3 separate regions of the Mus musculus genome follow, and all the other regions are linked to region 1. A link is a loop called in an ENCODE intact Hi-C map of the cell type or tissue named here. Cell type or tissue: left cerebral cortex. All regions are shown on one strand. Links, peaks and the distances in the headings refer to the core of each region. The heading gives the core; the rest is flanking DNA. Region 1 overlaps Diaph3 (diaphanous related formin 3). Region 2 overlaps Diaph3 (diaphanous related formin 3). Region 3 has its middle 22 kb from the start of Gm32815.

The links. A loop is a pair of places that touch in the nucleus more often than their neighbours do. Peaks named below come from ENCODE experiments on the same cell type or tissue, not always from the same donor. Only the 100,000 strongest peaks of a DNase experiment are listed, where the experiment ranks them.
Region 2: it touches region 1 in a loop (2.5-fold over the local background); 11 of 42 quality-filtered maps call a loop at or near these places.
Region 3: a loop joins it to region 1, with 2.8 times the contacts of the local background. A loop is called at or near these places in 3 of 42 quality-filtered maps.

Annotation. Positions count from the first base shown.
Region 1 is chr14:86,769,064-86,777,036 of GRCm38, reverse strand. It overlaps Diaph3 (diaphanous related formin 3), which reads left to right. Exons shown (of 28, transcript NM_019670.2): 26 at 4,335-4,430; 27 at 4,892-4,951. Among named protein-coding and RNA genes, the nearest start is that of Gm33025, 22 kb to the left of the region's middle. In left cerebral cortex, for the core only: no CTCF peak of the experiment used is centred there; a DNase peak (open chromatin) is centred at 3,512.
Region 2 is chr14:86,655,333-86,663,305 of GRCm38, reverse strand. It overlaps Diaph3 (diaphanous related formin 3), which reads left to right. Exons shown (of 28, transcript NM_019670.2): 28 at 6,724-7,949. The coding sequence ends at 6,983. Among named protein-coding and RNA genes, the nearest start is that of Gm32969, 130 kb to the right of the region's middle. In left cerebral cortex, for the core only: no CTCF peak of the experiment used is centred there; DNase peaks (open chromatin) are centred at 2,579 and 3,097.
Region 3 is chr14:86,317,821-86,325,793 of GRCm38, reverse strand. It overlaps the pseudogene Gm4350. Among named protein-coding and RNA genes, the nearest start is that of Gm32815, 22 kb to the right of the region's middle. In left cerebral cortex, for the core only: no CTCF peak of the experiment used is centred there; a DNase peak (open chromatin) is centred at 3,309.

The DNA of each region.
Region 1 (7,973 bases), core at 1,859-5,858:
TTTCCGATTACAGTTTTCACTTTAGACTGAGTCCCTGGTGAGTGTCCTGAGGGTTGGGTTCCTTGGATTCCCCCCACCTGTGCTTACCTGGCACCACTGACAGCTTTGCCCTGTTAGCCTTCAGTGTAATCACAGCAGAGTTTATGGCCATCAGAAGAACCAACATTTCTAAAATTGCCACATTCTAAATATTCCTTGTTTCCTTGTTGCTATTAAAACAAAATTCCGTCCACATGGCAGTCTGTATTCAGGAGAGAGAGATGTATTGGCTCATGGTTCTTGGGGTTGAGATATCTACAGTCAGAGCCTCTGTGAACTCCGTTTTTGCATAGGGCTCCCTCCTCTCCACAAATAACACTTTGTTCCTTTGGACCCGTGTGGTGGCGGTGGAGTAAACTGGCCAACAGCCTTTTTAAGGGCAGTGTCCCCATCCATCTGAGCTCCCCTGACTTTATCACTTCCTAATGACTCTCCTCCTAAGGATTCCAGTGCTCTTAGGCCACCAGCATGCAGGCCATAGGAACTGTTATCACAGTGTATATTTCTAAGGTAATGCAAACTAAAAACAAAGTGCTTAAGATTTGTGTTTATCTGTCTCTGGTTTTTCAAACTCCTTATAATAGATCTGTATAAACATCCATGGTTGATTTTTCTAAATGGTCAGACATCAGCTCTTAAGGCCCGTTTCCTCTTCTCAGCTTATTTTTTCCCCCATAAACTGCAGACTCTTGGCCTAGGTCCTGGGAAGCCTGGGAGTCCTCTTAAATTCACTGGTTGTCTTCTGCCTTTCCTGGGTCTCATTTCCTGCCTCTCCCACTTGTTTTTTTGTTTTGTTTTGTTTTGTTTTGTTTTGTTTTGATTTTACTCCTTTATTTTGCCAAAGCACCATGTGTTAGTCTGTCTTCTGTTTTTTTATCAAAATATCCAAGACACAGGGGGATCATTTCTTTGGGCACTCAATTTTAGAGATTTTAGTCCATTATCAGCTGGTCTCATTGTGTCTGGGCCATGGTAAAGGCCATGTTCCAGGTGAGGACAGAAATGCAATGCTCATCTCATGGTCACCAAAAGCCTGGATACCAGGGAGAGGCACCCTGAAAGGAATAATGTGCCATCTCCTAAGCATTTGTCACCTCTCAATAGTTCATCAAATATCTCATCAGTGGACTGGTCCATTGCTGAGGGTTCAGCTTTCTCTTCACAAGAGCTATGCCAACTAAGCCATTAGCATGTGGATTCTGAAGACATTTTAGATCCAAACCCTCACACATTTCCTGTCTCTAGGAAATCATGTCTTGGTGACTGAATTGCCTGAGCATGGCTATTTTCTGTCCCTACCTTACTGGCAACTGAACCACTGCTTACCTGGAAATAATTCTCTTCAGAAGCTAGAAATCACTTACCTCCTGTCTTTTGACATTCAGTTTGCTATCGAGAAGTCTACCCCATCCTCGGGTATTTCCTTTGTAAGTTGTTTGGGTTTGATTGCTAGTTTTCAGACTTCAGGAAGCTTGTAGAATGCACTCTTTCTTGATTGCATCAATTTTAATGTTCTGTCTTGGCTGAAGAAAATGGCGTGTGGGCCCATGCTTTATGTTGAGGACTTTCACAAGTCCTTGGGGTGCCATCTTACTCTTACTTGTAATAAGAGAATGTCTTTCAAAATAGTGTGCCTTTGTCATACCCTGACATCACCTGCTGGTCACTGTGGTCATCTCCCACTACCATAGCACCTAACCATCACTGCCCCCCATCTCAGAATTCTCCCATACTTCATCTTCCTCCATCCATGCGCACCAAGACCTCAGCTGTTCCTCAGCTGCTGCCCCTCCTTCCCATCCTCACCTCATTGACTCTACTTTGGAAGTCTCCTCCCAGACTGGCCTTTCCTCAACACTGCACTTTTCAAAGTTCCATTTACAAATTATAGGAGGCAATGTGTTATTCAGTTCTGCCGGGACACTATTTCAGGTGGTCTATTTATTTCACAGAAGAAATGAGGCTATATTTTTATGTAAATTGACCTTATTTCTTAGGTGTATAAGTAGAAAGATGTATGTATAAAGATTTAAACAGCTTTATACATCTTTTAATTTTGCACATTTGCCTCCATCTCTACTTCTTCTTCCAAGACCTCTCTTCTTCTGATGGTGTCCACCCTTTCACATCTACCCCAGTCTGCTTCTGAGAACTGGAGGGAGTTCTCGTTAATTTGTACAACCTAGGTATCATACGTGTGTAGTATTGCTCCAGTGCACAATACCATATGGCAGGTAAACATGTGTTGGATAAGTATCTAAAACACACCTAGCATGGGAAGAACATCCTCCTTATAGCTTGTCATCTTATATATTAGTTCTGTTCAGCATGAATAGAGTTGACATGCCCACAAGTCTATTTAAAGTTCAAATCAGAGGTTTTTAGCAATGATATGAGGCATGATTATGTCCCTAACCAAGAACATAGGCAAATATAATGGAAGAGACAACTTGTGTCTATGAAAATAATTGAATTTTGCTACCTATAAAAATTAAATAGAACCAGGCAGTAGTGGTACATGCCTTTAATCCCAGGACTCAGAAAGCATAACAGGTAGACCTCTGTGAGTTCCAGGACAGCCAGGGCTACACAGAGTAAACCCTGCCATGGGGTGTGTGTGTGTTTGTGTGTGTGTGTGTGTGTGTGTGTGTGTGTGTGTGTGTGTGTGTGTGTGTGTGTGTATGTGTGTGATGAACGGAATAAGCTCTTCCTCAGCGATCCCTGTCTTCCAGGACATACTTGTCTCCTAAATAGTACAGTCTAGGAAACAGCAAAACTTTCCAAAGGACGTGTTATCATGTGTGCACACTAAGTTAGCACATATGGGGCAAGGCATGGTCTCACATGGTCTCAGTTTCTGTCTTGAAGTAGTGGTAGGAGCTCGCTTGGGGAAGACAGTGTAAAAGACCCTCATTATAGAGAGCTGCATGTTCAAAGGCATGAAAAAGGGAGACTGCAGCCGTAATAGAGTCAACACCCAGCAGTAACTTAGCGCCCATACAGTATAATCATCTAGAAGCAGCCATACTCAGTTATAACTGGTTTACAATCCAGGAGCAACACCAACACTTTTATGTTCTCTTTTTCTCTAAACAAATTCTCTATTTTTTTCCTGCTTTTTATTTGCAATCAAACATAATACTAAATTTAAAAAAAAAGCAAATTCTTTCATTTATTTAAATGTTTACTTTCACTGATAACTACCTTAAATATTTAATATTACATGAACTTATGTATAGCAAAAATATACTTGAATTTGAGTGTAAATTTTTAAAGATTAGGTAAGTAGTTACTTATTAAATTGTCTAAAATATTTAGTGTACTTTACAGTAAACATTGAAATGCTTCAGAATTAAATGTATGTGTAAATTGACAACCTCTAAATACTTGGATTCTCACCCACCATTTTTGATCACACCTCCAAGGTTTAGCTCTCATCTAAAACTGTGCGGCAGGAGCAGATGGCAAAGCAGCTGACGCATAGTTCTATGTCTGCATCTGTTTATAAACTGTAAGGAGTGGGGTTTTGTACTCTGCCATGGTCACATGTCAAGAGTTGTCTATAAAGAGAGTGTGGCTCCAAAAGGGGGAAATAAAAACAGTGAACAAAGTTCTTAGGAAAGAACTAGCTTAAGGAATGCTATCCTTTAAATTCTTAAAATCATCTCTGAGTTTACCATCTTACTTGTAAAAGATAACTTTCATGAATCATATGAAAGCTTGTCAGAGGGCAATATACATATTTTATCTATCAGCAGAATTATATATCAGGGGTGTGTGTGAGTGTGTGTAATTAGAAATATATTCATTCATAGAGTCCTGCATGAAAATGGTAAGTTTTCTTTTCTATGGTAAGTTTTGGCAGGCCCAGCTTCTGTATAATAGGCACTGTACCATACACCTGGTCGCTTTTAGAAACTAGTTTTATGCTTTAAAAAATAACTCATTTCTAGGAGAAAAAAATATGATTTATGATGACTGCAGACACTGAAGTACATTCCATCTAAACTCACCGTGCCATTGGTCTATATAAGCAATGCTCCACACTGCGTCTGAGAAGCCCTGTCCTCTTTAGTGGGCAGGACACAGACACACTGTTGAGATGGCTCTAATTAAAAAATGGCTGATTTAGGACAGAGCTGGAATTTTTTTTGTTGTTTGGAAATTCCTGGTCTAGTTCTGATGTTCTGTCCTTCTGCTCTCTGCCACCACCATCGCCCGCATTTGCATGTGTGCTTTGACATTGCTCTGGTAACCCCGAGGGTTGATGGAATTCCCTGCATCTCTTTTCACAGAGGGAGATGAGACAGGAGTGATGGATAGTCTGCTGGAGGCCTTGCAGTCAGGGGCTGCCTTCCGCGACAGAAGAAAAAGGACACCAAAGCTGAAAGGTGAATTCTTTTCTTATCTCATGTTACTTTCTAGGGAAGAGCGGTTTCTCCCCTTAATTCTTTTAAAGTCATTTGTCACAAGAACAGTGCTGTGGGCAGAAATTGTTTCTAACTTTCCTAAATTTGCTTAATCCCTTGCAGAGACAGGTGTCAGAGAGAGATGCATTCCAGTTGGCTGGTGTCAGTAGTGCATTAACAAATCGATGTGCATTGAAGCTAGACAATCCTGACCGGTGTGATGAGTCTCATCAAGAGACCCATATGCACCTTGCCCCAGTGGAGGTTAGCGTCCCACAGTTAAATGTGGGGTAAAAGTCCAAGCATCACTGTTCCGAGTGTTTCAGGGCGGTCAAGCATTGCACCATCACTGAAAAGACCTAAGCTTGGGAAAATCACAGGATATTCTTTTACTTCTTAAGTCAAACATACAGATACTAAGTTTCTCTCTCTCTTTTTAACAGATATTCGGCAGAGTCTCAGCCCGATGTCTCAGAGGCCTGTTCTCAAAGTTTGTAACCATGGTAATAAACTTTATTCATAAATTGCATGCTATTCTTACCTGCTTTTATCCTGTTGGTCTGTGATTTTTACTACACTGCTATTGAAGTTCTCAGTATAACTCCAAGAGTAAAAAAATGCATAGATGTTTGTCTTTGCTCTGAGATGACGGGCTCTGTTTTCCATACTGCCTTATTTCCTTGAAGTTATTTCTTCTGTTTTTCTAATTAGGTCGCAAGTGAATGTTTTGTTATAGTTGTATTGTTTGAAGTTACATTTGCACACTTCTGATCAGAGTTGGCTACGGCGGTATTTCAGAGCAATGCCATTTCATGGTAACTACTTTAAAGTTGCAGATCCACTAATCATCAGGATACATGTGAAGTATTGAGACCTGTGTTCATCTTTCCTTGCCTTGTTTGTCAGTGCAGTTGCAAAGAATTCAACTTTGGAGAAACTGTAAATACAGATGCGTCGCATAGACTGTTTACAGTGGACGATGCTACAGTTGCTAAATGGGAGTGACTTATCTTCATCTCTAACATTTGCCAAGGAGTTGAGTTTTTTAAAAGATCCCATATGAATGCCTTCTATCCTGTCTGTGACTCTGTCTTAAAAGCGTCTGCTCTTACTCATTTGGTTTCTGTTCTGGCAAGTCTCTGTTCTTGGACTCTGCTTATGTCTGTCATCCATGTTCATACTTTGTGACTCCCATTGCCTCATGCTGAGGTTGTTATCAAAGTTGGCTGGATTTAACAGAAAAACTACCTGACAGACTTCATCTGAAGCACTGGGGAGTGCTTTCGAGTTCCTTTCTGTGAGTATTAAGGTGTGACTAAGAAGGTGTGTGTATCACACTTGTAAGGGAGGTAAAATAGTTAACGAAGGAAGAAAATCCAGAGAGTATCTGAGTGGTCAGAATATTCTTAGTAAATGGTTAAGAAATGACCAGAAAGATTAAATCTGTAACAGAATTTTAAATAGACCTGTCAACTTTTTAGTGTGCTTCAGCTCTTGATTCGCCTTGTTCTAAGAATGGCAAAAATGAATTGGAACAAGTGACGTTCGTTACGAGTAATAAGTAAGCCAAAGCCTTAGCTTATGGTTGGTTTCGCTCCACCATGGCACAGAATTATAGATAGAAGTTGAGAGAAGAGTGGGGACCTGAACTTTAGAGATGATTTTGTTTAGCAGAGAAATAAATGGAAATCCATAGATTGCCAGAGCTAGAAGCTCCAGGAGGACGGAGCTCCCGACAGTCCTGTGGCTGTAGTTAAGTTCTCTGATGACTACCACATTAACTACATAGAGGCATTTGAGCATTTAAAATTCAAAGACTAGTAAAAGTCTTATGCGTATGCACATTATTCTTTAAGTTTGATTCTTTGGCTATCAATCTGGTCAGAAGTGGGAAGGGGAACAGTAAATACCAATATAAAATCTCTGAAGAGAGTGGAATCGTTGTATTAGTATTAGAAAAAAGAATTTTTAGTCTTTGTAACATATCTCCTTTTGTAGTAACAACTCAGCCCCCTGTTCAAAATCATAAAGAAAACCCACCACTAAGCATAGTGATTATATTACTATGACAGCATCCTAAGCTTAATTTAAAATAAGTATTGTAGATGCTTTGAAGGCAAAAGCTATGTAAGAGAAACTCAGACTTCTCCCTGACCTTTTAGGGCTCCTAATGCTCCTAAAGCAGCAGGCTAACAAAAGGAATAACAGTGTTAAGAGTGGCGATTAATCTAGTACCATGTGGAAATGAGATTGCTTCTCCACAGTGGAGAGAAGAGGTTATGTCTGGAGTGCAGGAAATCCTTTGGGGCATCTCTTGGTGCTACTGTGTCCTGTGATTAAAGTCAGTGGGAAAGTACAACAGCCTCATCCAAGCAGGATGACAAAGGGCACAGGCCAATCAGGAAGGAAAGAATGGGCCAAGCCCTGCTGAGCTGCTTCCTGAGAGTGGAGAAGATGCAGGATGGATAGAAGAGGAAGGTAGACATAAATACCAGCTAAGGCCTGTGACCGGTTGCAGAAAAGAGGCTTATCATGGGCACGAGCGCTCTCTCATATATGTTAAGAATGAATTTGTACAGATATTTATGTTTTCTTTCTTTATTTTTATTATGTGATGGAATATCAAGAGAATATCCTTTGGCTATCATGTTTAAGGTTGAGAAATTAAAGAATGTCCATTGGACATTGCCACCTATTATAAATTTATAATTTTTGAGGTTCTGTAAGGGATAGTTAGATAATGTTAGATGTAATTTTAGCTTGAATTAAATATATAGTAAGAATACAATTGTATGTGGGATAGTTATAGCCTGTGTAGCATTATTATAGCCTGGTTATTTTTTTATTTGGAAATTAATCACAACATACATACCAAGATATGATTGTGTGTCAGGTTGACAAGGGGTAGACTTGTGATGAGAATTCTTGGCTGTGAACTTGACTACATCTGGAACTAAAACCCCAACATGGAAAGCACTCATATGAAGAATGTTTGTTTAATTTGAAGTAGGAAGATTCACTTCTAATGCAGATCTTGAGGTAGTAAGACAGAAAGCAGGGGTGAGGGGATGGGGGGAGGGGGATGGTATTCATTCACCCTACAAGTTCTGATACTCTGGAGAACTCTGACGAATGCATACACACATGTATCAAATCACTAATTTAATTTTATTAGCTGATATTTTCAACTTTTGTCATCATGTCTTTTATTGGCCATATATTATTAATGTCATTTTAAAACTATAGCTATAGCTCCAAACCTTTATGTGCATACAGCTTCTCTTATTTCAGATTTAGAAAAACTGAATAAATATCTCTTGGACCTCTGCACTATCAATGCCATATACATTTGACACCCTGATAAAGCACTCTGTCTCCAGTAGCCACCAGAAGCAGTAGAATCTTACACATAGACAGCTGTCTGTCTCTTATCCTGTATAGACCTCTACCAGATGTATTGGCGTGACAGCTTTTACTGTGCATTTCTTTCTCTTTGGCTTTGATATCCTAGACAGAAATTGAATT
Region 2 (7,973 bases), core at 1,383-5,382, 110 kb after region 1:
TGGTACGCAAGGCAAATCAAATTTCCCACTGCTGTGTGAGAGAAAGTATATTGCCAAACAAGGAAATTCACCTGAAGTTAAGTGTGCTCCATACAAACTAAGACTTCATTATTTACATATAACTGATCCAGTCATCGGCCACACGCCTGAATTTAAATGGTGCTTGCCATTCTTAGGGAATAGGCTAACATCACTCAACCCAAACTTTGTGCCCTCCCAGACACATCCTGCTAGCCTGACTAACCCCATCCTACATCATTCATGTCTGCAAACTGTCTAGGACACTGCCATGAGTCACTAGTTAGCATAACTTATCAGCTCTTTTGCTAAACATGCAGGTCTGGGAGACTTAGCATGAGTAAAAATATTGCAGACACGTAAAGGCCACCTTCCAGGAGCTGGGACAAAAGCCAGGTGTCAAGGAGAAATGAGGCACGAGACAGTTTTGTTTAAGAACCTTGACGTTTTGGGCACTCATAGGGAACAATTTCAGTAAAGAATTAGGGGACAATTTTAGTGAAGAATGAATGAAAAACCAAAGGATTCTAGGACTTAAGATTCCTAAGACTTGAGCAATAGGAAAGCAGATCTGGAAAGGGCACCTAACCCATGGCCTGTCAGAAAGGGAGGCGGTAGGATGTCAGAAATGGGGGCCCTTCCATTGCCAGTGTCTTTAAGGGAAAGGGGCTGGACCTCTTCTGCTGAGCCTGGGCCCTTACAAGATTCCTCCCAGTCAGATGTTCAATTCTGACCTACCCAGCATTGACACTAGCAAGGCAGCTGGCTTAGGTGCTTTTGAAATTTTATTTATGACATGGTAAAGTGAGAAAGTAACTGTGTATATGAGCTTTTACAAAAAACACACTAGCTTAAGAGATAGCTTCTCCTTCCAGAGAGTTCGTTATTTGAATGGGGATCGCATTTTGTTCAGATGTTTCTGCTTTTACTCAAATGGTTCCGATGGCTTAGTTGGTACTTCTAAAGATGCTAACCACATAAAATGGCCTTTTGGACATCTGTCATTGTGTGTGTGGGGGGGGAGACATGTGTGTACATACATACATGTGTATGCAGACATGTGTGTACGTACATACATGTGTGTGTGTGTGTGTGTGTGCATGTGTGTATTTGTGTGTGTGTGTGTGTGTGTGTGTGTGTGTGTGTGTGTGTGTGTGTGTGTGTGTAAGTAAAAGAGCAAAATGAAACCAAGGAGACTATTCCTCGTCTATATCAGTAAATCCGCAGTAGGGAAGTCCCAGAGATACAGACTGCTGGTGGGCAGCACTAACTTCTGTTAATGCATAGATTAAAAACATATATTTGTCACACACTTTACTATTGTGCATACCCAGTGGTGCCTTAAAAATTATGTTTATAGGTTATTCACTCCTTTTCCCCTAATAAAGCTGCTGTCAGGTGAAGAACACAGCTACTTAGTAGGTCAAAGTAATAGCTAAGAGCAAATGTAAGGAATTGTAAAAAGACACCAAATTTCTAGAAGAGGGAAACTCACTGAAGTCACATTAGGGCTCACGTGCCGTGCAGTCCTCCTGTCAAAGCTGCCAGTCTTGCCATTGGCCTCGGAGAGGTGGAAGCTCAATTTCCTTATGCATCAGAGAGCTGGCATGCCTAAGAAGCCAGTGCCCATTGGAACCACGGTGTGATGGAGAAATATGCTTACTTAAAGGAAGGAAAGGCCCCTCTGAACGATAACTGCTATTTGCCGCTTTCTGCATGGAAGATGCATAGCAACTATTCTCTGAAATACTTCATTTAGATGCCAAAATACACGTGTGTCTGTCTGTCTGTCTGTCTGTGTGTTTCTCTGTGTGCATTGTCAGCATCTTTCCTAGATTCCTGTGCTGTTGTGTTTCTGGAGGAGCAACGAGAATAGTAGTACAAGATGGATGTAGTTTCTGAATGTCGTTATCATCTAAATCTATATTCTGCCAAACACTATATGGAACCCAACACTGGGTATAGTTTGCATTCTTGATTTTTATGTTTATGTCCTGTGGGCTTTCTGCATTTAAGAGCAATTTGGCTTTCCAACAGTCCAACTTTCAATTCACAGAGGGATGGAAAGCTATGGTGGGCTCTTTGATTTGATTCTTATAGGAAGAATCATATGGAGAGTTAAACTGAAATTCGGTAGTCTTCCTACTTTATAGAAAAAATACTATGTATTTTATCCTGAATAGTTCCACAGATAAACATACAGGATATGTGTATTGGATTTCCTTATGTGTTTGGTACTAAGAATAGAAGCTGTCTCATCGCCTAGCGGTGCTGCCATTACCAGTGGCCCTGAGTATTGGCAGGGGTCCTGGATATATTACACACAGACATCAATGGTAATATCTTAAAGAGAAAAGAAAAAAAAAAAAGGAAAGCCCAGGATTTGATTCATAAAATTGTACAAAAGTACTCCCTTTAGAAAACTCAAGCAGTCATCCTATTTTGCCTTAGTATCTTCAGTTTCCATTTTTAAAATGTGTGTTGGCAAAGATTTCTGTGGAGGATAAATAGAAACGCTTCTCTTTTTATTGCAGCACCAGCCTTACCTTTCACCGAGTCCATATGTCCAAGTGTGCCATATTGTATTTCTAACTTGAGATGTGAAGGATGAAGCCACCCACATCAAATTATAATTTACTTCTGCAAATCCATGAATTCTAATTTACAGAATTGCTAGTCCTACGTTGTTTGAAAGACAGCTATGGAAAAATTTAATCCAAATAGCAACTAGGGGCCTGGTGGATTTGTTGCTGTGCAGAGAGGGGAGTGTTGCTTCTGGAAGAGAATAGTTATTGGGCAAGTGCTGATGGGGCCACAAGCTCTCCCATTTAATGTGCCTTGTACACTTGGCTATTTTTCCAGGGGTTCTGTGGAGTAGCATCTATCTTCGTTTTTCACATCTTATCAGTTGCTTCCATGAAAGTGTTTCCTTCTGAAACTGCAGAGGACTCAAATACCATGCCATTCCTTTAGCATCTTATCCCAAATGGCAAACCCATGACTATTTTGAGTTTCTCAAAAAGGATCTAAATGTTTTTCCCTGCATTGGCCCACTGGTTATTGGCTGAAGCCTTCAGAGAAGTTCAAACACCAAAGTGCTAAAAGAAGCATGCCAGGCTGTGCCGGACACTTCAACTGCCATCTCATGGGCAAAGATGTCTAAGTAGCTGCTGTCCTTTGTTTCAACAGTTGGTCCACTGGTGACATTCACAAGAATTGTTTGAGAAGAGTAAAATATCAAAATTGGATGAGTGTGGGTTCAAGAGGAGCATAAATGGGAAGACCAGAGGCAAGAGTCTGGCTTCTTCAAAGGGGTTCTTTAAAGGAGCCTAGCATGGAGGGCATAGCAGAGGCAGAAGTGAAAACAAATAAAAATGCCCTTCTCTCTTGAGTTTGAAGTTATCACAACAAATGTGTATGCTGAGACTTGTCTCAGTCAGGGTTTCTATTGCTGTAATGAAATCCATGACCATAAAACAAGCTGGGGAGGAAAGGGTTTCATTGACCTACACTTCCACGGATGTAGTCCATCATTGAAGGATGACAGGACAGGAACCTAGAGGCAGGAGCTGATGCAGAGGCCTTAGAGGGACGCTGCTTGCTTGCTTCTGGCTTGCTTCTCATGGCTCTCTCAGCCTGATTTCTTATAGAACCCAGGAGCACCAGCCCAAGGATGGCACTACCCACAATGGGCTCGGCCCTTCCACATCCATCACAAATTAAGAAAATGTCCTATAGCAGTCTCTTATGGAGGCATTTTCTCAATTGAGATTTCCTCCTTGCAAATGGCTCATGCTTGTGTCAAGTTGACATAAAATTAGCCAGGACAGGGATGACAACAGGGAGGGCTACACCTTGATAGTTCCAAAGGGGGAGTGCTGACAAAGGGAAGGCATTAGCACAGCAGGAGTGAGACCCTAGAGCTTGTTCTGGGGATAGCAGGATGTTGACCCATCCTAATAGGAAGGAAGGTATTGACAGATGCTAGATGCTAAGGGGAGATGTATGAATGGGCCAAATGGCTGGGTTTATATGCTGGAGGTTTGAAAAGAGAAGAAAGAGTAGGATATGCCTGTCTAGGAAAATGGAAGGATGAATGGGGTAGGATATTGCAATGACTTGAGGTCAAGCTTAGAATTCAGTCATCAACGTAATTGAGACCAGAACAGAAAGGGCTGATGTGACCTTGACCATAACTGTGCTGAGCTGGTTCTGTCTTTCTGCTCTACAAAGTTGTAAGGATTCAGGATATCATTGTTACGAAACTCAGCTTTGAATTACTTCACACTTGTCTTTGGCAAATGTTTTCAGCTTTGTCTAAAACAGTCCCAGTATCTCCTGAGAGCGCACCTGGCTTCTGCCACTAACTTGCTCAGTAACTAATGTAAGCACATGACCAAAATTCTTTTTGCTTTACTTGTTAGTCATGTCAACTTGACACATAAATTAGAGATGACTGAAAGGAGGGAGCCACGAATGAGAATATACATCCATAAGATCCTGCTATATATAGGGCATTTTCTTAATTAGTGACTGATGGCTAAGGGTACTTTTCTGAACCAGTAGTCCTTGGTTCTATGAAGAAGACTGAGCAAGCCATGAGGAGCAAGCCAATACCCGTATTCCTCCATAGCCTCCTCATCAGCTCCTACCTCAAGTTTCCTGCCAAGTTTGAACTCCTCTCCTGGCTTCCTTCAGTGATGAACAATGTAAGCCAAGGAAGCCATCTTCTCCCTCAGGTACTTTGGTCATGGTATCTCATCGCAGCAATAGTAACACTAAATAGGAGCACCCAGCTCTCATCTCTTTATCCCCATAGCTACTCTGTGAGATTTATTATAGAATCTGGGACTCAAAGGGATGGAATTATCCTTTAAAGTTCAGGTTTCATAGTACGTCTACCTAAAATCCCATTTTATTTTTTCTTTTTACTTTTCCACATACAGAATTGACCTTGATTGTGTATAACTATATTGTAGGGCTTTATGTATTATGTTCTTGTATCCCAGATCCATATTCTTGCCAGTGTACTCTCAGGAATCCAAGATTTTAACTAGAGTTGCCCAGTAGCAAAATAGCCCTGTTTGTTGGCAGTCTCATGATGTTTGTAATATACAAGACATCAAATGACCTGGAGTCATTTGAAATTTGAAAGATTTAGGAATGAGCACTATGCTGACTGAAACTCAGCACTTAGCTACAAATGGACTTTCCACACACCTTTTGGTGGAGGGTGGTGGGTGTAAGAAACAATTCATTTATGTGGCCCTGGGAATTGCAGAACCACCAGTCCAGTGTGTGTTCTTTGCTGCAGGCACAGATGCACTGTAAGCTGCAGCGCATAAACCCCTCTAAGGAAAAAAAAAAATCACTGCTCGGTTAGATTTTGATTTTTGAGTAACAGTTGCCCACCTGATAGAGAAAGTGATAAGAAAAGTGTATTTATTTTCTTCCCACAGCTAGAAGCTGATCATACTTCTAGAATTTGTAGAGATTGTCCAAGAAACTGTGTAAAATCCTCATCTATCACTGGAAGCCCCTGGTCAGGAAATGACAGTGCAGTAAATATCTTCAGCAGCCACCTTTTAATGTACAAGCTGTTTTCGGTTGGAATTTTCAGCGCTCGCATAAAACACACTGTCATGAGTGACTGCTTGTGCTCCAAAGTCATTACTATGGGGATAATGGAACATCTCTCAGCGAATAACCAAAAAAACTTTAAATGTCATGTCAAGTTTGTTGGAGCCATTTTCACACCCTCTTCAAGGTTACATGAATATTGAGACAGTCGGCTTTTTAAAAGTTGGAGACCTATGAGAGACTCGATCTTAAGGTTGCACAATGTGAGAGTCGGTTAATTAGAAGAAAGTTTACGTCTCAGAGAATCAGCCAGCAGCACTTAATCACTGCCCATTATGGAGTCAAGATCATAGTCTCTTGCCAGTATGTATGTGTATGTATGTATGCACACATGTAGATGTAGATATACTACTCAATGTCATTATGACATAATTATGTAAGTATGGTTTGCTAGAAAACGCAATTTGCCTGACAACTTCATTATTTTTTAAGGGATTTTTTTTTTTAATTTTATACTTCTTAAGAGAGCCAGTCTTTTTCCTTGAAAAGAAAATCTTAGTCTAATTCCTCTGTTGGGTCATAATCTATGCAGACTCTTTATTACCCAGTGTGTTTATTGAACTCTTAGCTTAGCTAGGACTATTATAGGTACTGAAACTACATGGTATTGAAAATGAAGCTGTTGCTCAGTGGGATGTACATCCTAGTGAAAAGACACCCAGTAGACAAGTCAACTATGCATGTGGTACATGTGCTTGCTGTGATGCTCTGAGCCAAGGATAAGGGGAAGAAACCGAGTGATGCAGGCCATGAGGTCCATCCTAACAGTTAGAGACTGCCTCTGCGTGTTATTGTTGTTTAACCAAATCCTGAATGAAGCATGGGATAAAACTGATGGTGTCCTGGTAACAGATGTTTCAGCATAAAAGAAGGAAATAGGCCATTTTCTACTATAATCAATTCTTAACTGCTACGTGTTTACTTTATAGCTACATTCCGACCAGCTATCTCTAGTCTATGGAAGAGGACTTATTCACTGACAGTAGTTAAAAAGATGTTTTATAACATGCCTGGACCTTGGTTTTCACACTGACAAGTTTCATGTTTCTTTTTTCCTTACTGTAGAAAATCAGAAAATGCAGTTGACAGAAGGGTCACGTCCACACCACAGTATCAATTGCAACTCCACCAGGACTCCAGTCGCCAAGGAGCTTAATTATAATCTAGACACTCATGCGTCTACAGGGAGGATCAAGGCAGTTGAGAAGGAAGCCTGTAATGCAGAAAGCAACAAAAAAAAGGAAATGGAACTTCTTGGCTCTGTTGCTAAAAGCGAATCAGTTCCTGAAGTTGAAGCCCTGCTGGCAAGATTACGAGCTTTATAAATGAAACTGGTTAAAAAAAAAAAATGATTAAGCCAAACACCAAGCCATGCTTTCAGCTGTAACACTTGAAAAGTTACTTTTATGTAAGTGACTTTATATAGTTCTAAATTATGATATATATTAGAAAAAGTAAAGCTAAATACATGATTGCAATACTTTTCCTGTATGCTTGAAGTTTTTGCATTACTCAAGATTGTAATGGGCTTTAATGCTTTTATTTTTGTCTTCTGGTATTCCTTTATTCTGTATTTGCCAATTAAATTATACCTGTTGCTTTAGAGAGCAAGGAAACAGCCATGTGTTCAACTGTGTCCTTAAGAAAATGAAATCTTTCTAAGTAATTTTTACCACTTCAACATTAATGAAAGAGCATCAGGTTGAAGACTTGGTGTCTGTCCCTACCTACTTCAAATTTGCTATCTGAATAGCCCCAAATGTTTCCAATACAGAGTCAGAAATGTGTGTGTGTGCAAGCCACAATGACCAGTATTGGCTCACATTAACTAACACTGGAAGACACACTTCCAAAAACGATGCAGTAGGAATGTTTGCACTTTCTTTGCAAAACATACAGGCATTTTGCAAAGTAGGAATATGTGTGTGTGTGTGTGTGTGTGTGTGTGTGTGTGTGTGTGTGTGTGTGTGTGTGTGTGTGTGCATATATATCATCACAACATCACAGTACTACCTAGGTCTTAGCCAAGGGGACACTTTCACCCTCAGTACTATGGCTTTGACCTAAAATTACCATTTGGAAATTTCCCAAGGAATAAATTTTTTATTTTTGACAAACTTAGGATTTCATTTTTTTTTAAGCTGACAATCAGTAACTGTGACAACAATCTGATGTTTTGGGGACAGTTTCCATATGCAAATGTTTCAGTTGTACCTCACTTGGCACCATTCCTTTGTTATTTCCTTATCAAGAATAAATAAATAAACTTGCTGCTTGCACTAAAAGACGTATGTCTCTTCTCTTGCTCATATTCT
Region 3 (7,973 bases), core at 1,293-5,292, 450 kb after region 1:
ATTCTTATACAGGATGAAGAGATTATGATCACCTATGCCCTTAATTATCAACATCCATGGCTTGGGAAGGAAGACATGTGGGGCAGCTAAAGCCCGGCAGGGAGGGAAACCATGCCAAAATATCCAACTGCCTGTTTTTTGATGTAATTATGATATGGCAATTAGTATGTGTATTGAGTGTTTGCATGGTATTCTTGCAACTCACGCTGAAGGCAATACTGTAACTGGAGTACTTTCTTATTGCACTTCCCCTATGGAAACTGAGCTATTTGCAGTGTATACAAGGTCTTATGGCTGTTGAACTTCCCATGACTCACTGCATGGAAGCTCCTCTTTAGTTCTAATATAAGTCTCATCATGTGAATTTGGATGTTGTCTCCTTTTATCCAGACACTCGGTTGTGAACCCATCACGTTTAGAAGACAGCACCTTCATTGAAAGCTCAGTGGCTCCCAGATGCATTGAACTTCTTGGAATGGGCATTATTTTATTCTTTGTATGTTTTCAAGTTACAATGACTAATGCTGTCCTCTTTTCCACTAGCCTTGATTTTACAGTACTTATTTATTGCTTTTTTTTTTCCAACGGGAAGGGTTTGAGTTCTGTCTTCAATTGCAAGTGTTTGGGGAGGAGTTGCACCTTCATCCCTACTTAATATTCCTGAGCGGGGCTTCTTTAACTTCACTGTGTATACAAGTTACTTGGTTATCATGACAAAAATGCAGATGCGAAGTTAGAAGAGTTAGGGAGGGCCTGGGATTCTAAAGTTATAATGGGTTGGTTTCCTGTGATACCCAGGTTCCTGGTTCCTGGACAACAATCTTAAGGACAAAATTCTATAGCAGCATCCTCAATAGCCTGAACAGTTGAATAGCCAAGAAGAGACAAAGCAGGACCTACCTTACCAGGATAATAAACAAACGTTTATCGAGCTCCTAGTGTTTGCTGATGTAGGCATAGGGAAGGCTGCATTTAAACTTTGTTTCTCCCTTGATATTTACTAGGGAAGACAGAGTATTCAGCTGTATCTCCAGGAAAGGACATTTATCCATGATTTGCTTGGCACCAGGGTGCTTTCTGGAAGAAGAATGCCTTTGAAGTTAGAATTGACTTGTGTTTTCAGTCCCTTTACTTCTTGTGATTTTAAAGCGATCTGAGATTTGTTTATTCGTGATTGCTCAATGGCATTTTATTGAACACTTTTGCTATGACAGTCATTGGGCTGAGCCCTGGCATAGAGACGGTTTTGTGAGCCTGTTCTGGACACTGAAGGGAAGACAAGCCACTAAATCCCGTGCTGTGGGTGGCCGTGCTAAGTGCTGTGATGAAGCAGAAGGCAGGCTATTCAGCATTAGGGAGCAGCATCTGAACAAATCATGGAGTGGGTGGATATTTGAAGTATGAATTAGCTCAGTAAGGCAGGAGGTGGAAAAATAAAGGGTCCTATAGACTTCAAGGGGAAATTTCAATAATTTTACTATCAATGCAGATTATTAAAGCTGTGACTTATTAGATGATTTATTCAATTCTTTTATGATGCATGGGGTATGTCCATGTGTGCATGTTTGTGTCTATGCATGTATGTGGGGGTGTGTGCAGGCTCATAGGTACTTATGGATGTGGAGGGCAGAGGTTGATATTAGTTGTCTTCTGTTTCCCTTCATTGTCTTGTCTAGAGTGGCTGTTCAGTAAGCCTCAGGGATCTTGCTTCCTCCGTTGCTCCTCCTCCACTTCATAGAGTAGGGGTTACAGTTATATATGACCACACCCAGTTTTTATGTGGATGCTGGGGATTTGAACTCAGGTATTCATGCTCGTGTGGTAAGTATTTTACTGAATGACCCATCCCCTTAGCTCTACAGAGACACCATACCTAGCTTTTGTGAGAACACATCAATAAAGATGCTGATCTGAGCACATCAAACAAAGATCATAAGAAAGAGCAGGTCATAGTGGGGAGGTGAATGAGAACAGACTAATGCCCAAAGAAGCTGCAAGGAAGCTTCTGGAAGTTTTTCTGCACTATGGGGATTTGAGTAGAAAATCATGAAGATGGGAATCATGATGATGTGATATAGAGTCTTCATGCTCTCCCCCACCATCCCGCCCCCGGATTCCCTTTTTGCTGTTACAAGATCTTTGCCGAACTGATATTGAGAATCTCTATGCAAAACTAGACAGATGCAGGGACCTGAGGACTCATGGCCACACATTTCTGTCATTTTCTAGCTCTGCCCTGGCTTCTGTCCTTGTCTTTGTTCTCTTCAGCTTCAATTTCTGTTTTCTGCTCTTAGACTCTCAGATTCATCACCTCCTGCATGAGGTTATCCTGAAACTTGCTTGAAAACAAAGCTGTGACTCAGAGTATTATGGGTACTCACTAGAAATTTCAGATTAAGTGAATAGAGCCTAAATATTTGTTCCTTCTTGCTTAAAAAGAATGGTATTTTCCATTCGGTGTTTTGTCTCAGATAACCTTCCATAACAGGACTTGATTCATGCTTTTTACTTGTTTATCTTTAAGTCAACTTATTGCACACACTGCCATTATGAAAGAGTTCTCCTAGAATATCACTGCTAAAAATATCTTCCTATGAGTAGAGTATATTCTCGTTTAGTAATTTTTAAGTATTCAAATATTGCAAAGAATGAAAACAATGTTGTTGGTCTCTTCTGTGTGTTTTATCTGTGGATTTTATGATAAATTTCTCTCTCTCTCTCTCTCTCTCTCCCTCTCTCCCTTTCTCTCTTCTTCTCTCTCTCGCTCTGTGTGTGTGTATTTACATTCATAGCTTCATAAGAAAAGAATAACAAATTATGACTTTAACTGTGTGTGTATGTGTGTACACATGTTTGTATTTACACTCATAAGCTTCATAAGCAAAGGATGTCAAACTATGACTTTAATTTTGTGTGTGTGTGTGTGTGTATGAGAGAGAGAGAGAGAGAGAGAGAGAGAGAGAGAGAGAGAGAGATTGGTATCTCCCTACAAAATAAATACTTTTGAAGTTGGTCTCACACAGACTGGAATTTTGTCCTTTCCGAGTTTTCAGAGTGACTTGTTCCCAAGGCTTCAGTGTCAGCTTGCAAAGATTTATTGTAGCTCCGGTGTGTTTAAATTTTGAAAACAGACCTTCCTGCGAAAGGAAGTCAAAGATGACACTGGGGTATGCACACCGAGAGTAATCTGTGTGAAATGAAAACAGCCAGGGAGAGGAAGGAGTTCTTATTTTTAGGCTTTCCTTTCTGGATGTTTGTGTGACTGCTGCTCCTGGGAACTGAGCTGCCTCTCACACTTCCGATGCCTGGCCCGTCTATGAAATCCCTTCGACTAGAAAAGAAAACAACTTCTAATTTAAGTTTGATTGTCTCTGCTAACCAGGCAGTACAGGCAATGTTTTCCAACTTCATGAGACATCAGGTGAAACCTTCCTTAAAGCAGTTACTGGAATCTTCAAGCTATGCCACTGATGAGTTTCAAATTAGGTGACAAAATGGGAGAAAAGGGGGATCGGGAGAATTCTAAAATGCCGAAACAGGATAATCATAGGGAAATGAATTCAGTCGTTCACTAACCTGAAGTTTGCACAAAACTCCAGTTCCCATGAGTTTCTAAGAGAGGGTTTGGGGGCTGAGCAGCCTTCTTCTGATCTCCGAGTAGTGAATGGATTTGATTAGACTCCAGATATTTGCTTCCTTAACTTTGGAATCTTGGTTTTGAGTCCGAATGCCTTCCCAGCTTCTAAAGCAGGCATCTTCCTAGTGGATGCACTGGAAGAGCACACCATCATGCCACCTGCGGGGACACGTGTGACTGGCAGAACCTTCTGCTCCTCTGTCTGCCTTCATTTCTGCCTTCCCATAAACCATCCCTGAAAATAAGTATTCTATCCTAGATAGAAAAAGAAATACAGCCTGAAAGATGTGTTTATGAGTGATTTGACTATGAGTATGACTCTTCTGCCTGCATGCATGTATGGGCACCACCTGAGTACCTAGTGCCTCAGAGGTCAGAGGAAGGGTCTTGATGGGAAGACCTGGGAGCCACCATGTGGGTCCTGGGAATTCTACCTCGAGCCTTTGCAACAGCAACAAGTTCTCTTCATTGCTGGACCACACGTTCAGCAATGGAAATTCAGAAAGATTCCCAACTCAAAAGCCTCCTACACTTTGTAAACTTTTGAATCATTGGTATAGTTGAGCTGCAACATTAAAACAGTTTACAAAATTATGCAGTTCGATTTCTCCTGCGACAAAACTCTAGGGAAAGTGTTTATATTTGTTAATTTAGTATCCATGGCCCTCAAGAAACAAAGGCAAAAGGACTCAATTATAGGTAATTGATCTCAGTTGCCCTGGAACAAGGGTCAGAGTCCGTCTGCTTCCTCCCCTTCACTCCTGAATGAGTAAGTGTGCATGAGTTGATAAAATTAGAAGGAATGAAAGCACCTGCAGTTTTGATGCACTTTCCACACCGAGCAAAGCTTGTTTCAAACTTTTCTGTAAATGCATTTATTTTTCTGAATTGTAATTGACAATGTTTATGTAAAATTTGCCTAAACCTTAATTTCTCTTCTGAATACTTTCCACATCTGGTCTTTGCCCTTCCTTTTATTATTTTACCTCACAAAGCTTAACCTCAGCACAGACAATATTCTCCCCCAAAATTGCTACACTGAAGGAGTCTGATTACCATTGCATAAATATTATCTCCAAATAAGATTTTTTGACTGCCCACCCGTGGAAGGCACTGAACTAGACCTTTCAATAAATGCTACTGAATAACTTCCACCCTGTTCATAGGTCCTGTGATGCTCAGAAGGAAGGCCCGGAATTACCTCATAGCCTAGTGCCTGCTATGCTCTGAGGATGGATTTCTTTTTTCTATGTTGCGATCTGGGAACTCTTATTATGAAGTAGTCATTAATTACACAAGTTGTTTCAGGAACAGCAGAGAGAGTTCATTTTCCCAAAAACTGACATCTGTGAGGTGGGAACATTGACTTAGGGCAGGCAGCAGGGCATTGAATTGAGGTTCCCCCATATCACATGACTTTAATTCCAAGCATTCCAGGGTATGTCTAACACTCTCAAGGAGAAACCCGAGAGGATCAAGGCATAAATGATTTAAAGGTATATCAATAAGGTACAAACATTTTAGCTCAAAAATATTCAGGCAATAGGGCAGGCAATCCAAGTCTGACTGTGAGAGTTCACAGTTATTGATGCAAAATGATACCAATGGCTTCTTCAGGCACCTGAGGATTTCATTCAGGTTGCCATATATAAAGTAGACACCATTTACACAGAGTTTCTGGAGACAGGGAAACGTGGGAAGTTGAGAAACCAATGTGATCATTTCTTCCTCACACATTTCAGAATCACCCATACTGAGGGAATCTGTGACATGATCAAGTGTGAGTTCAAGAAGATTGTCCATCTGTCTCAGGTAGGGATTAAGAAAAGCCAAATCTTCTAGGCAAAGAGAATACAGCTCCAGCTCCTGTAGCGGTTTCTTCTAAAACTTTGCTTTGTCTTGTGCCTAGAATCAAACTCTGAGCCTTGTGCTCAAGAAATAGATAGCATTCTTTGCAAGAGGGGCATCTTTAGTCCTGTCTTATTTCTCTTCATTCCAAGCTATCTCTTATTAGTTTCTCATTCAGAGAGTCTTGGAAATCAAGCCTCGGAAATAAGGATGCCATAGGCCTAGTCTCCGGTCATTAAAGAACACATGGCTTCTGCTTCCATAAATAAGAAAGGAGCATCCTACAAGTGCATTGATTAACATTGCCTTTTTTTCATGGAAAAGTTCTCATTACCTTTCTACTTGGCAATGTTTGGGGTACGTTTTTAAGTTTTTAAAATTTCTATTCTTTGTTTTGTTTCTTTTTATTTGTTTGTTTTGTTTTTCAAGACAGGGTTTCTCTGTATAGCCCTGGTTGTCCTGGAACTCACTTTGTAAACCAGGCTGGCCTCGAACTTAGAAATCTGCCTGCCTGTGCCTCCTGAGTACTGAGATTAAAGGCGTGTGCCACCACGCCCGGCTGAAATTTCTGTTCTTTATGGACACACGATTACATTTTATTTTAATTAAAACCGACTTATTTGTATTTTATGTGTGAGTGTGTACACGTGTATGCATTCACCACTTGTGTGCTTGTTGCCTGATGATGCCAGAAGCAGGTGTTAGATTTCCTAGACGTTGTGTTGCAGCTGTTGTGAGCTGCCATGTGTGTATGGGGAAATGAACCCAAGTCCTCTGCATTATCAAGAAATACTCTTTCCTGCTGGGCCATCTCTTCAGTTTCTAGATTTAAGTATTAATTGAAATGTCCATGCTGATAGTACTTAAACCGCAGAAGGACCTGACAAAAAAAGAGAATTTTAGAACAATTTCGATTATGAATTATCAATGCAAAAGTACTCAATACGGGCTGGCGAGATAGCTCAGTGGGTAAGAGTACTGACTGCTCTTCCCAAGGTCCTGAGTTCAAATCCCAGCAACCACATGGTGGCTCACAACCACCCGTAATAAGAATGCCCTTTTCTGGTACATCTGAAGTACAGCTACAGTGTACTTATGTATAATAATAAATAAATCTTTAAAAAAAAACTACTCAATACAATCTGTTTTTAACTAATCCCACTTGTTCTCAACGGTCTTCTTGAGGCCCAAGAGGACTCGAGATTTGGGATAGAGTCTACGCTAGACAAATGGGAAGGATCTACCTTCCAGAAGAATTCAGACAACCAAGAATTCAGGGGGCAGAAGCATGTTATTAGATATATAATGCTACTGTTTCCTGCCTTAGTCTAAGCTGATGCTCGCCCTCTGCAGAACTGGACATAAATCTGTCATGTTTTTGCTACCAAGTTTTCAGAACTTTTCTTATGAAGAGAGTATCAGTGTTTCTCATAACCATTCCTAGCTTCTCTACTTCAACTTTTTGGTAGCTCTGACTTGCAAGTGAGATCATGGTAACGTGTCTCTTTAGGCCTGTCTCATTTCACTTAGTATAATGTCCTTCTGCTTCGTCCATGTTGTTTCAAATGATAAGATACCCCCTCCCTCCTTAAGGCTCAAAAGTATTCTGTTGTGTTTATAGAAGACATTTTTTTTTATTTCATCTTCTGATGATAGATACTTATGTTGTTTTAAACTTAGCTAAATACATATATTTTAAAAAGGAAAACTTTAAAAGATGATTTAACTATGTATTACTTTTTGAGATTAGCATCAGTTGGAACATGCGTTGACTGGTTCACACGTGAGTACTTTGGATATATAGACACAGGATAAATGTCTTTGAAGGGATGCTTGGCTTCGTTTTCTTCTTCTGCTTTTGGCCACAGGTGGCATTGATGGGACTGGGATTCAGATCATGAATTTGCTATATTGTACATTTGGCAATTCAACCTTTCTGACCCTCAGCTTTCTAATCTGAAAAATTGGAGCAATTTTGTATGCAGCCAGTCATTACCAGTATGATGGAAGATTTAGTGCAAAATGCATATTCCTAATTATAGCCAGTGTCAGATATATGGCAACTATTGCTGTAGTTCTTAGCTTCCTTTGAAAATATATTTGAAAATCTCTATTGGTCCTTAAAATTATACTTGATCTTTAAATATTATTAAACTTGTTATGATTAAGTTGATATTCCTCCTGCCTTTCTCTTGGCACTCCTATTGCCTTACATTGTAGTTACAAATGAATTAATTTGAGGAGAAATGTAAAATATACAATCATAAATGAGGTTTTAGGAAGCCTATCTATCAGGACACAAGTATTCAAATAACCTCTTGAACATGCCCCATAGGGAAACTCTAGATTATACCAACATCAAGGTTACTTTGGATGATCATTGTTGAACTTCCTTTAAAAACTGCCTTCAAAGTCAGTATGAAAGCCACCACAAAAGCTGATGAGTGGACATTCCTCCTTCATTGTATTGAAATAAAAAGTGATGCTT